Regions from separate parts of the Homo sapiens genome. Here region 1 is linked to region 2. A link is a loop called in an ENCODE intact Hi-C map of the cell type or tissue named here. Cell type or tissue: body of pancreas. All regions are shown on one strand. Links, peaks and the distances in the headings refer to the core of each region. The heading gives the core; the rest is flanking DNA.

What was found. Peaks named below come from ENCODE experiments on the same cell type or tissue, not always from the same donor. Only the 100,000 strongest peaks of a DNase experiment are listed, where the experiment ranks them.
Region 1: a loop joins it to region 2, with 1.9 times the contacts of the local background. A loop is called at or near these places in 4 of 110 quality-filtered maps.

The regions. Positions count from the first base shown.
Region 1 is chr16:88,678,630-88,683,993 of GRCh38, reverse strand. SNAI3 (snail family transcriptional repressor 3) reads left to right here. Exons shown (of 3, transcript NM_178310.4): 2 at 2,280-2,900. All of the region lies in intron 3 of SNAI3-AS1 (SNAI3 antisense RNA 1), which reads right to left. Among named protein-coding and RNA genes, the nearest start is that of SNAI3, 5.2 kb to the left of the region's middle. RefSeq lists enhancers at 1,335-1,594, 1,845-2,134, 2,325-2,504, 2,149-2,970, 2,895-3,014 and 1 more. In body of pancreas, for the core only: a CTCF peak has its summit at 2,724 (motif pointing left); DNase peaks (open chromatin) are centred at 2,073 and 2,723; H3K27ac peaks cover 398 bases.
Region 2 is chr16:88,608,834-88,614,197 of GRCh38, reverse strand. ZC3H18 (zinc finger CCCH-type containing 18) reads right to left here. Exons shown (of 18, transcript NM_144604.4): 7 at 5,147-5,264; 8 at 2,662-2,930. Among named protein-coding and RNA genes, the nearest start is that of IL17C, 27 kb to the left of the region's middle. RefSeq lists an enhancer at 3,108-4,053. In body of pancreas, for the core only: a CTCF peak has its summit at 2,845 (motif pointing left); a DNase peak (open chromatin) is centred at 2,817.

The DNA.
Region 1 (5,364 bases), core at 78-5,077, 70 kb before region 2:
TTTTCAGTTCTACTGGGTGTGAGCATCTCATTGTGATTGCGATTTGGGCTTCCCTGATGGCATTGAGCATCTTTGCATGTGTTCATTGGCCATTTGTGTATCGTCTTTGGAGAAATAGTTATTCAGATCCCTTGCCCAGGCCGGGCGCAGTGGCTCACACTTGTAATCCAGCACTTTGGGAGGCTGAGGTGGGCAGATCCCTTGAGGCCAGGAGTTTGAGACGAGTCTGGCCAATGTGGCAAAAACCCGCGTCTACTAAACATACAAAAATTAGCTGGGCATGGTGGCAGGTGTCTGTAATCCCAGCTATCAGGAGGCTGAGGCAGGAGAATTGTTTGAACCTGGGAGGCGGAGGTTGCAGTGAGCTGAGATCACGCCATTGCACTCCAGCCTGGGCGACAAGAGTGAGACTCCAGCTCAAAAAAAAAAAAAAAAAAAAAGGCCAGGCGCAGTGGCTTATGCCTGTAATCCCAGTACTTTGGGAGGCTGATGCAGGCGGATCACAAGGTCAAGAGTTCGAGACCAGCCTGGCCAACATGGTAAAACCCTGTCTCTACTAAGAATACAAAAATAAGCCAGGCGTGGTGGCGCATGCCTGTAATCCCAGCTACTTGGGAGGCTGAGGCAGGAGAATTGCTTGAACCAGGGAGGCAGAGGTTGCAATGAGCCCAGATCGTGCCATCGCACTCCAGCCTGGGTGACAGAGCGAGACTCCATCTGGGGGAAAAAAAAAATTAGCCAGGCATGGTGGCGCACACCTGTAGTCCCAGCTACTTGGGAGTCTGAGGCAGGAAAATCATTTGGACCTGGGAGGTGGAGGTTGCAGGTTGCAGTGAGCCGATTTCACGCCACTGCACTCCAGCCTGGGAGACAGAGCAAGACTCTGTCTCAAAAAAAAAAAAAAAAAAAGGGTGGGGGGCCAGGTGCGGTGGCTCACGCCTGTGATCCCAGCACTTTGGGAGGCCAAGGAGGGTGGATCACGAGGTCAGGAGATCGAGACCATTCTGGCTAACACAGTGAAATCCTGTCTCTACAAAAAAAATACAAAAAAATTAGCCGGGCGTGGTGGCAGGCGCCTGTACTCCCAGCTACGCAGGAGGCTGAGGCAGGAGAATCGCTTGAACCCAGGAGGTGGAGGTTACAGTGAACCGAGATCACGCCACTGCACTCCAGCCTGGCAACAGAGCGAGACTCCGTCTCTAAAAAAAAAAAAAAAAAAAAAAAAAAAAAATCCCTTGCCCATATTAAAATTGTATTATTTGTCTTTTTATTGTCGACTTGCTAACATCCTTTATATGTTCTAGTGTTCTAGATGCTATTCCTGATCAGAAGTCTGATTTGCAAATATTTTCTCCTATTCTATGGGTTGTCTGTCTCTACCCAAAGCCTCAGCATGGAGGTAGAAACAGAGCCAGAGATCCATTTTAACACATATAGAGTAAGAAAGGGATTGAGGGCTGTTGGGAGATTTTGGCTTTGGGGACATACAGAGTTTAACTCTTACCTGCAGACTAACCTGTTTATCTGGGGGCTGCTGCCCTTACATGGATCACCCATGTGGTGTGCAGTGTGCCAGCCCCCAGATAGAGGAAACACCGTCCTGGGGAGGAGCCCAGCCGGGGTAATTCTGAAAGCCCAGGCCAGAGCACCCCAGCCATGTGGCTCAGCTGCATTCAGAGCACAGTAGAGTGGGCACTGGTCAGCGGCCAGGGAGGCTTCTGAGCTCACTGCCTCGTTATCCACAAAAGGAGATGCCCGAGGGGCGACTGTGGGGTGACTGGAGGGTGATTAGTTATGAGTGGGCTGATTTTACACTCAGCCGGCACCTTGCTGCCAAGCGTCTGACTGATGGCTGCTGCATGGGCACCTGGAGGATGCCGGCCCAGGCTGGGACCCCTCCAGAGGTGGGTGGGGCTCATCAGAGGGTCCTGCCCAGCCGAGGCGTAAAGGGCCCTCCTTTACCCACGAGGCCTGTTTCATGTTCCTGAACACAAAGGGTCCCGTCAGATGTTTCTTTGTGTTTAAAGAGGAAGTGAGATTCGCTCTCTAGACCGCGGGGCCTTCTTGTTCTAGATGACTCCACTCCTGGCCACGCTGTCACTTCCCTGCACAGCACCGCCAGCTCCCTTGCAAGCTGGGTCTGCATGCAGGTTCCCGGCTACACCTCCCACGCCAGGCTGCTGATGGGCTGTGACTGGGTCCACGAATCAGAGTTGGAAAACACAAAGTGCTGGGGATTCAGTCTTCATCTTTCTATTCTCTCCCCTCCACCCCTCTAGAAATCAATGGTGCCTGCTCTGCCTGTGGGGGGCTGGTGGTGCCCCTCCTCCCCCGAGACAAGGAGGCCCCTTCTGTGCCCGGTGACCTTCCCCAGCCCTGGGACCGCTCCTCGGCCGTCGCCTGCATCTCCCTGCCCCTCCTGCCACGGATCGAGGAAGCTCTGGGGGCCTCTGGGCTGGACGCCTTGGAAGTCAGCGAGGTCGACCCTCGGGCCAGCCGGGCCGCCATTGTACCCCTCAAAGACAGCCTGAACCACCTCAACCTGCCCCCACTGCTGGTGCTGCCCACACGGTGGTCCCCGACCTTGGGCCCAGACCGGCACGGGGCTCCGGAAAAACTGCTTGGGGCTGAGCGGATGCCCCGAGCCCCGGGCGGCTTTGAGTGCTTCCACTGCCACAAACCCTACCACACGCTGGCCGGGCTGGCCAGGCACCGGCAGCTGCACTGCCACCTGCAGGTGGGGCGTGTCTTCACCTGCAAGTACTGCGACAAGGAGTACACCAGCCTGGGTGCCCTCAAGATGCACATCCGCACTCACACGCTGCCCTGCACCTGCAAGATCTGTGGCAAGGCCTTCTCCAGGCCCTGGTTACTGCAGGGCCATGTCCGCACCCACACAGGTAGGACAGGGTGAAGGTCTGCAAGGACGGTCTGGGCTGGGGGAAGAGGGTGGGCTGCGGGAGTTAGAAAAGGAGGAGGGGTGATTTTATAAACAATAGCATGGGCATTCACATTCAGCTTCTGCCTTTTGACTTATCTGTACAAAGTCCCACAGACCACAGACTAGAGGCCAGAAGTCCAAAATCCAGGTGTCAGCAGGGGCCAGTGCAGGAGCCACGCCTGTAATCCCAGCACTTTGGGAGATTGAGGTGGGAGGATCACTTCAAGCCAGGGGTTCAGGACCAGCCTGGCCAACAAGCAAGACCCCAGTCTCTACTAAAAATCCAAACAGCTGAGTGTGGTGGCACGTGCTGGTAGGCCCAGCTACTTAGGAGGCTGAGGCAGGAGGATCACTTGAGCCCAGGAGGTTGAGGCTGCAGTGAGCTGTGGTCATGCCACTGCACTCCAGCCTGAGCAACAGAGTGAGACCCCAACTCAAAACAAAAAAACAAAACAAAACAAAAAAACCCACCAGGCATGGAGGCTCACGCCTATAATCCCAGCATTTTAGGAGGCAGAGGTGGGTGGATCACCTGAGGTCATGAGTTTGAGACCAGCCTGGCCAACATATGAAACTCTGTCTCTGCTAAAAATACAAAAATTAGCCGGACGTGGCAGTGCACACCTGTAATCCCAGCTATTCAGGAGACTGAGGCAGGAGAATCATTTGAACCCAGGAGGTGGAGGTTGCGGTGAGCCAAGATTGCGCCACTGCCCTCCAGCCTGGTGACAGAGCGAGACTCTGTCTCAAAAAAAAAAAAAAAAAAAAAAAAAAAAATCAAAAACATAATGCCATTAAAGTACAAAAGTGGCCTGCCCTTCCCAAGAGCCGGCCAGCAGCCTCTGCCCGGGCTTTCTGTCAACCTCAGCGTGCAAAGAATAAAAACAGAAAGGAAGAAAGGGCGCCAGGAATAAGCTTCAGTCTCCACATCAGGCCCAAAGGTTCACACTTTTTTTTTTTTTTTTTTGGTCTGAGGCAGGGTCTCACTCTATTGCTCAGGCTGGAGTGCAGTGGTTTGATTGCAGCTCACTGCAGCTTTGACTGCCTGGGTTCAAGTGATTCTCCTGCCTCAGCCTCCTGAGTAGCTGGGTCCACAGACATGCATCACCATGCCCAGCCAATTTTTAAATTATTTGTAGAAACGGGGGTCTCGCTATGTTGCCCAGGCTGGTCTTGAACTTCTGGGCTCAATCCATTTTCTCACCTTGGCCTCCCAAAGTGCTGGGATTACAGGCATGAGCCACTGTGCCCAGCTAGTTCACACTTTTTCTTTTTTTTTTTTTTTTTTTTTGAGACAGAGTCTCACTCTTTTGCCCAGGCCGGACCATAGTGGCTCTATGTCAGCTCACTGCAAGCCCCGCCTCCTGGGTTCATGCCATTCTCCTGCCTCAGCCTCCCGAGTAGCCGGGACTACAGACACCTGCCACCACGCCCAGCTGATTTTTTGTGTTTTTAGTAGAGATGGGGTTTTCACCATGTTAGCCAGGATGGTCTCGATCTCCTGACCTCGTGATCCACCCGCCTCGGCCTCCCAAAGTGCTGGGATTACAGGTGTGAGCCACTGCGCCCGGCCTGCTAGTTCATACTTTTTCTAACTGGAGGTTCCCTACCCCCTAAGTCATGACTTTTGTGACTGGGACCCTCTGAGTCACACCTGGGTGCAGGCCAGAGGGAAGGCCTTTTCCAGGTCTCTGGGAAATCCTTTCTGGTTTTTCTCAACTCTTTGATGACGACACCCCCCACACACCCCCTTTCCGTGCCAAAGGGCCCTGGGGCTTGGTGCCCTCAGCCTGGGAGTGAGGAGTGTGGGGAGGCCCTGCGGGAGGCTGGCCTGGCCAGGAGCATGCCCAGTGTCCCACCAGCAGGAATGCAGGTGCTCTGGGCCCCTCAGGGGCTGCAGGCTGAGGTCTCTCAGGACTCTATGGGGCTACAGGAATGAACAAACGATTCCCAGTCACACTTCCCTTTACAGGTGTTGGGCCAAGGTCCCAGCAGGACTTTGTCCAGATCCCCTGTTGTCCTGATGGGAGGTGGTTCCTAAATTCTGCCTCCTCAAGGTCCACAGCTCTGCCCCTGCCCTGGATTCTGCTGGAGCTGGCCAGACCCCCCCACTTGCCTGTGAGTGGCCAGAAACAGCTGCCAGAGGCCCCCAGTGCTTCTCCCGTCCTCTCCCAGTGGCCAAGGGCCCCGGGAGGGCTACTGCAGCAACACTAGGAGATCTAGCACCTGTGGCTGCCTGTGCTCCTGGGAGGGGCTTCAGGTGATGTGGCGTGCCACCCCGTCCCCACACAGCTCAACCTTGGGTGCTCTGGCTGTGAGCATTTGTGGGGAAGGGATGGGAGTATCCATTGATGGGCAGGGTGGGTGCTTTAGCCTTCACTCCATCTTCCATGGTGTCACTGGCCGCCGCCTTCCTCCCACAG
Region 2 (5,364 bases), core at 95-5,094:
AGGTCTAGCGGAGTCCAGTGTTACTGGAAGGTGTAGGCCCAAATGTGGATTTTTATGAGAGCCAAGTCAAACAACATCCCTGAGTTGGAAGTACAGACTCCTGACTGGGAAGTCCTGCAGGCCATGGCCCTGGAAGGATCTCGGGCTGTTTCCCAATAAGGAACTGCCTTGATCCCTCCTTGCATTTCACCCCCACGGGGACGGTGACACAAACCAACCCTGAGACGGAGCAACGTTCATGCTCTCATCGACACCCCCCCTTTTTTTGAGACAGGGTCTCTCTCTGTCACCCAGCCTGGATCAAAGACCTATGTGTAAGAGCTAAAACTATGAAACTCTTAGAAGAGAACACGGCAGTAAATCTTTATGACCCTGTATTAGTCAATGGTATCTTACATGACACCAAAACCATAAGCAACAAAATAGAAAACATTAATTGGAACTGCACATCATGAACCTGATAAGGGACTTGTATCTGGAATACATAAAGGACTCTTACCACTCAATAATAAAAAACAAAAAATGAGCAAAGGATCTGAATAGGCGTTTCTCCAAAGAAGATATACAAATGGTTGATAAGCACAGAAGAAGATGCTCTCATTATCATCCATCATCAGAGAAATACAAATCGCAACGGCAGGGAGACGTCACACCCACCAAGACGGCTGTCATCAACAAGACGGACCGCAGCAAGTGCAGACAAGGATGCAGAGAGATGGCGCCCTCCTATGCGGCTAGCGGGAATGTAAAAGGTGCAGCTGCTCTGCACAACAGTTTGAGGGTTTCTCAAACAGCTAAACATAGAGTGACCATGTGATCTAGCAATTCCACACTGAGGTATATGCTCAAGAAAAATGGAAACCTATGTCCACACAAAAACTTGCACACAAATTCACAACCACAACAGCCAAAAGCTGGAAACAACCCAACGTCCATCAACAGACGAACAGAGAAATGCAATGCGGTGCATCCATGGAGGAATAAAGCACTGACCCACGCTACAACGTGGACAAATGTTAAAAACGCTCGGAGTAGAAGAGGCCAGTTACAAAACGCTGTGTATTGCACACTTCCGTTTCTACAAAACGTTCTGAATGGGCAGATACCTAGAGACACAAAGCTGCTAAGAGACTGGGAAGTGTGGGGAAAATGGAGAGTGACTGCTGATGGGTACAATGTTTCTTCTTTTTATTTTGAGACAGAATCTTGCTCTATTACCCAGGCTAGAGTGCAGTGGTGCAATCTCAGCTCACTGCAACCTCAACCTTCTGGGCTTAAGTGATCCTCCCGTATTAGCCTCCCGAGTAGCTGGGACCACAGTGGTGCACTACCACGCCCTGCTAATATTTTGTATTTTTTTGTAGAGACGGGATTTTGCCATGTTGCCCAGGCTGATCTCAATTCCTGAGCTCAAGCAATCTGTCCATCCCGGCCGCCCAAAGTGCTGAGATTACAAGAGTGAGCCACCGTGCCCAGCCTAGATTTTTTTAAAACAATTTTTAATTTTTTTTTTTTTTTAGATACAGGGTCTCACTTTGTCATCCAGGCTGGAGTGCAGCCGTGCGATTGTAGCTCATGGCAGCCTCCAACACCTGGGCGATCCTGTAATCCTCCTGCCTTGGCCTCCCGAGTAGCTGGGACCACAGGCTCATGCCACCTCCCCCAGCTAATTTTTAATTTTTTTTTTTTTTTTTTAAATAGAGATGGAGTCTTGCTTTGCTACCCAGGCTGGTCTCAAACTCCTGGCTTCAAGCAATCCACCTGCCTCAGCCTCCCAAAGTGCAGGGTGCAAGTGTGAGCCACCGCAAGGTTTCACTTTAGGGGGCAAAAGTGCTCTCATGTTGATTGCGATGATGGCTGCACAACTCTGTGAATATTCTAGAAACCACTGATTGTACACTTTAAATGGGTATGTTGCAGCGTCCATTAATTATATTTCAATAAAGTTGTAAAAAACACCCACCAAAAACATCATCCAGTACTCTAATGTCCACTGACGCCCATCCATTCTGCTCTAACAGTCAAGTATATTTGAGAGAAAAAAAGGGCTGTCCTGAGCCCCAGCGCCTGCCTGTCTCATGGGTCTTGACTGTGCCCCCAGCAGTTGGCAGCAAGGATCATTCTGCACCCAAGGCACCCACTCCGCAAAGGAAAAACAGCAGCCCGCCCGGCCCTCCCCTGCATGCTGGCTGCTAGAGTGCCTCACCCTGGCCAGCAACACGGATGCCCCACAGCACCTGAGCCCAGTCCCAAGCTCTGGGGGCCAGGCATGCTTTGGAATTCAGAACTCTCCTGAGAACAGTAACATGGTGCCCAGGGTGTGAGTTACACACCGTGCGTGGTATACAAGGGCAGCGCCTATTAAAACACACCGATGTTTGCACGTGGACTGTAAGCATTTTCACATCAGTGAGATCCTCTAGAATGAGAACAGCCTCCCAGGAGCTCAGGGCAGATGTCACGGCCTTGGGAGTTTTACAGAAAGGCCCTGCGTTGGAGAGCTCTGGGTTTGGAACTATGGGCTCGGGCTGTGGGCCTGCACTGGTCCCCTGGGCTCCAGAGCTGTGGGCCACAGAGGGGAAGCGCAGGCCAGGGGGACTAGGTACAGAGCTGCATGCCGGACCTCCCCCACACCCCTGGGCTTCAGGAAGCAGGGTCTACCTTGGCGGCTGCGGGGAGCGGGGCTTGGGCTTCCCCTTCTCCTTCTCCCGCTCCTTCTCCCGGTCGCGGTCACGGTGCTGCCGGTCCTTCTCGTCCCGCTTGGCTCGCTCACGCTCCCACTCCTCCTTCCTCCGCTGCCGCTCCTTGTCGCGCTCGCGCTCCCGCTCTCGCTCGCGCTCCCTCTGCCGGCGCTCCCGCTCTCGGTCCCGCTCCCGCTCCCGCTCGCGCTCGCGCTGTCTGTTCTCTCTCTCTCGCTCCCGCTCCCTTTCCTTTGTTAAAAAGCCAAACACATGGGGACACCGTGCGTTATTTGGGTGACAGAGGCACTGAAAGCCTTGGCTCCAACACCACGCGATCTGTCTGTGTCACAGAATCACACCTGTACCCCACAAACCTACACACAAAACGCCAAGTGCTCCCGACTATGATTGAACTCTCTGCGGTGGAGTACAGAGGAGATGGCAAGAGAGAGGCAGGATCAGGGAGCACCCTCAAGTGGGGATCTCATCTCATTCCCAGCTCTCTCCTTAAAACACAATGTTAAAAACCGGGTCAGATGCCAAATTAGAGCAAACACAAACTAGGAGTGAAATCATCCCAACCACCAATTCTAGACTAACTCAGGGCAGCAATTCTGCAGTCACAGCCCGGTGTCGTTGGCACAGATGGCCTTCCGCCGTGTGGCCTGGGCAAGTCCATTTGTCCATCCAGAGACGGGAGTTCCAGGCTTGTCCCAGGTAGGTGCAGCCACAGCAGAGCACATGCCCTGCCTCTGGAGCAGAGCAGGCACCCAAAAGACTGCTCCTCTTCTTCTAGTACAATCCTCGGATGCCCTTTCCAACTTTTCCTCTGCTCTTACTCATTCATTTGCTCTAATATTCAAGGTTAAAACTGAATAAAGTCCAATCACAACGCACCTGATGGGTTTCAGGCTTGAGGCCTCTGTTGGGGAGATGCAGGGTGCACCCCGAGCCTCCCTGCTGCCCCTCCCTCGGACACAGCAGAGAGGAACGCAGTGGAAAGGGATCCCTGGGGCTTTCTCCCACCTTCCAGGGTACCCTGCCCAGGGGTAAGCAGCAGGACCCTGCAGCCCACCTGCAATGAGGAAGCTGCTTTATGGAGAGACGGGGCACAAGAGCATCGAGCAGGGGGACTTTTCTGGCACGATGGGGCCCTCTTCCCTCTGCAAGCTCACCCTGATGGGCTCCTGAGGAGACAGCCGCACCTGGTCCTCAAAGCTCATGACTGTCCCTGCAGTCACAGAACAGAACTACACAGCAGCTTCTAACTGACCCTTCCCTGGGGCAACTTCGTCAAATCACCCTAACAGCTAAGATGAGGAACTCACAGTCTGAAGCACATAACTCATCAATATGCTAAACTCTGAGGCTCAGACCAGGGAGATTTCCAGGGCGGAAATCTCAGTATAGACCAGTCTTCCATGAGAGCAGTGAGGTGCAGCAGGCCCGGAACAGACTTAACAAGCTGGCTGAAGTGGACCAGAACAGGCGCCACATCCTAAACGGGATCACTGAGGGGTGGGGAAGAGTGACACGCCCGAGCAGGGAGACGCAGGCACCCCTGGACACAGGCATCAGTAAGTATACTGGCAAATCTCATTTTCAAAACCAGGCCGAGCTGGGCACAGTGACTTATGCCTGTAATCCCAGCACTTTGGGAGGCTGAGATAGGCAGATCACCTGAGATCGGAAGTTTGAGACCAGCCTGACCAACACGGCAAAACCCTGTCTCTACTAAAAATACAAAAAATTAGCCAGGTGTGATGGTGGGCACCTGTAATCCCAGCTACTCAGGAGGCTGAGGCAGGAGAATTGCTTGAATCTGGGAGGCAGAGGTTGCAGTGAGGTGAGATCACGCCACTGAACTCCAGCCTGGGTGACAGAGTTAAACTCCGTCTCCAAAACAAACAACCCAGGCCGGGCGCAGTGGCTCATGTCTTTAATCCCAGCACTCTGGGAGGCTAAAGCAGGCGGATTGCTTGAGCTCAGGAGTTCAAAACCAGCCTGGACAACATGGTAAAACCCCGTCTCTACAAAAAAAATACAAAAAAATTAGCTGGGCATGGTGGTGCATGCGTGTGGTCCCAGCTACTCGGGAGGCTGAGGATGGAGAATCATTTGAACCCAGGAGGTAGAGGTTGCAGTGAGCCGAGATTGCACCGCTGCACTCCAGCCTGGGTGACAGAGTGGGACCCTATCTCAAAAAACAAACAAACAAACACCACACAAAAAAACAAAACCATAGCAAGAACCAGTTTTCAGGCAAGTCTTTGTTCAAATGACCATTAATGTAATCGCTGCCTCTGAATTCGTTCTCCGTAACAATCAATTTGGTTTTCAAATTGGTACATTGTGCTGGCTCTATAAGCTCATATAAAGCCCTGTATTTTTTACTGTAAATAAAAAGGGATAACTTGAATGAACAGATCATGAAGTTCATATGTGGATATTGAAGTCATACTTACTCGGTAATTATGATACGGCTCTGTTTCTGTATACTGCACCCTGAAATTCTCATACTGTCCGCCACGCCAAAACCGCTCAATTTCATAGTCATAATAAGGGTCTGCGTAAGGCTCGAGTCTGAAAAGGGCCAATGAAAAAGAACTCTCATCACTTAGGAGCACTGGCGTAAAAAGACCACACGAAACATTAGGGACAGAAAGTAACAGACCGTGACGCA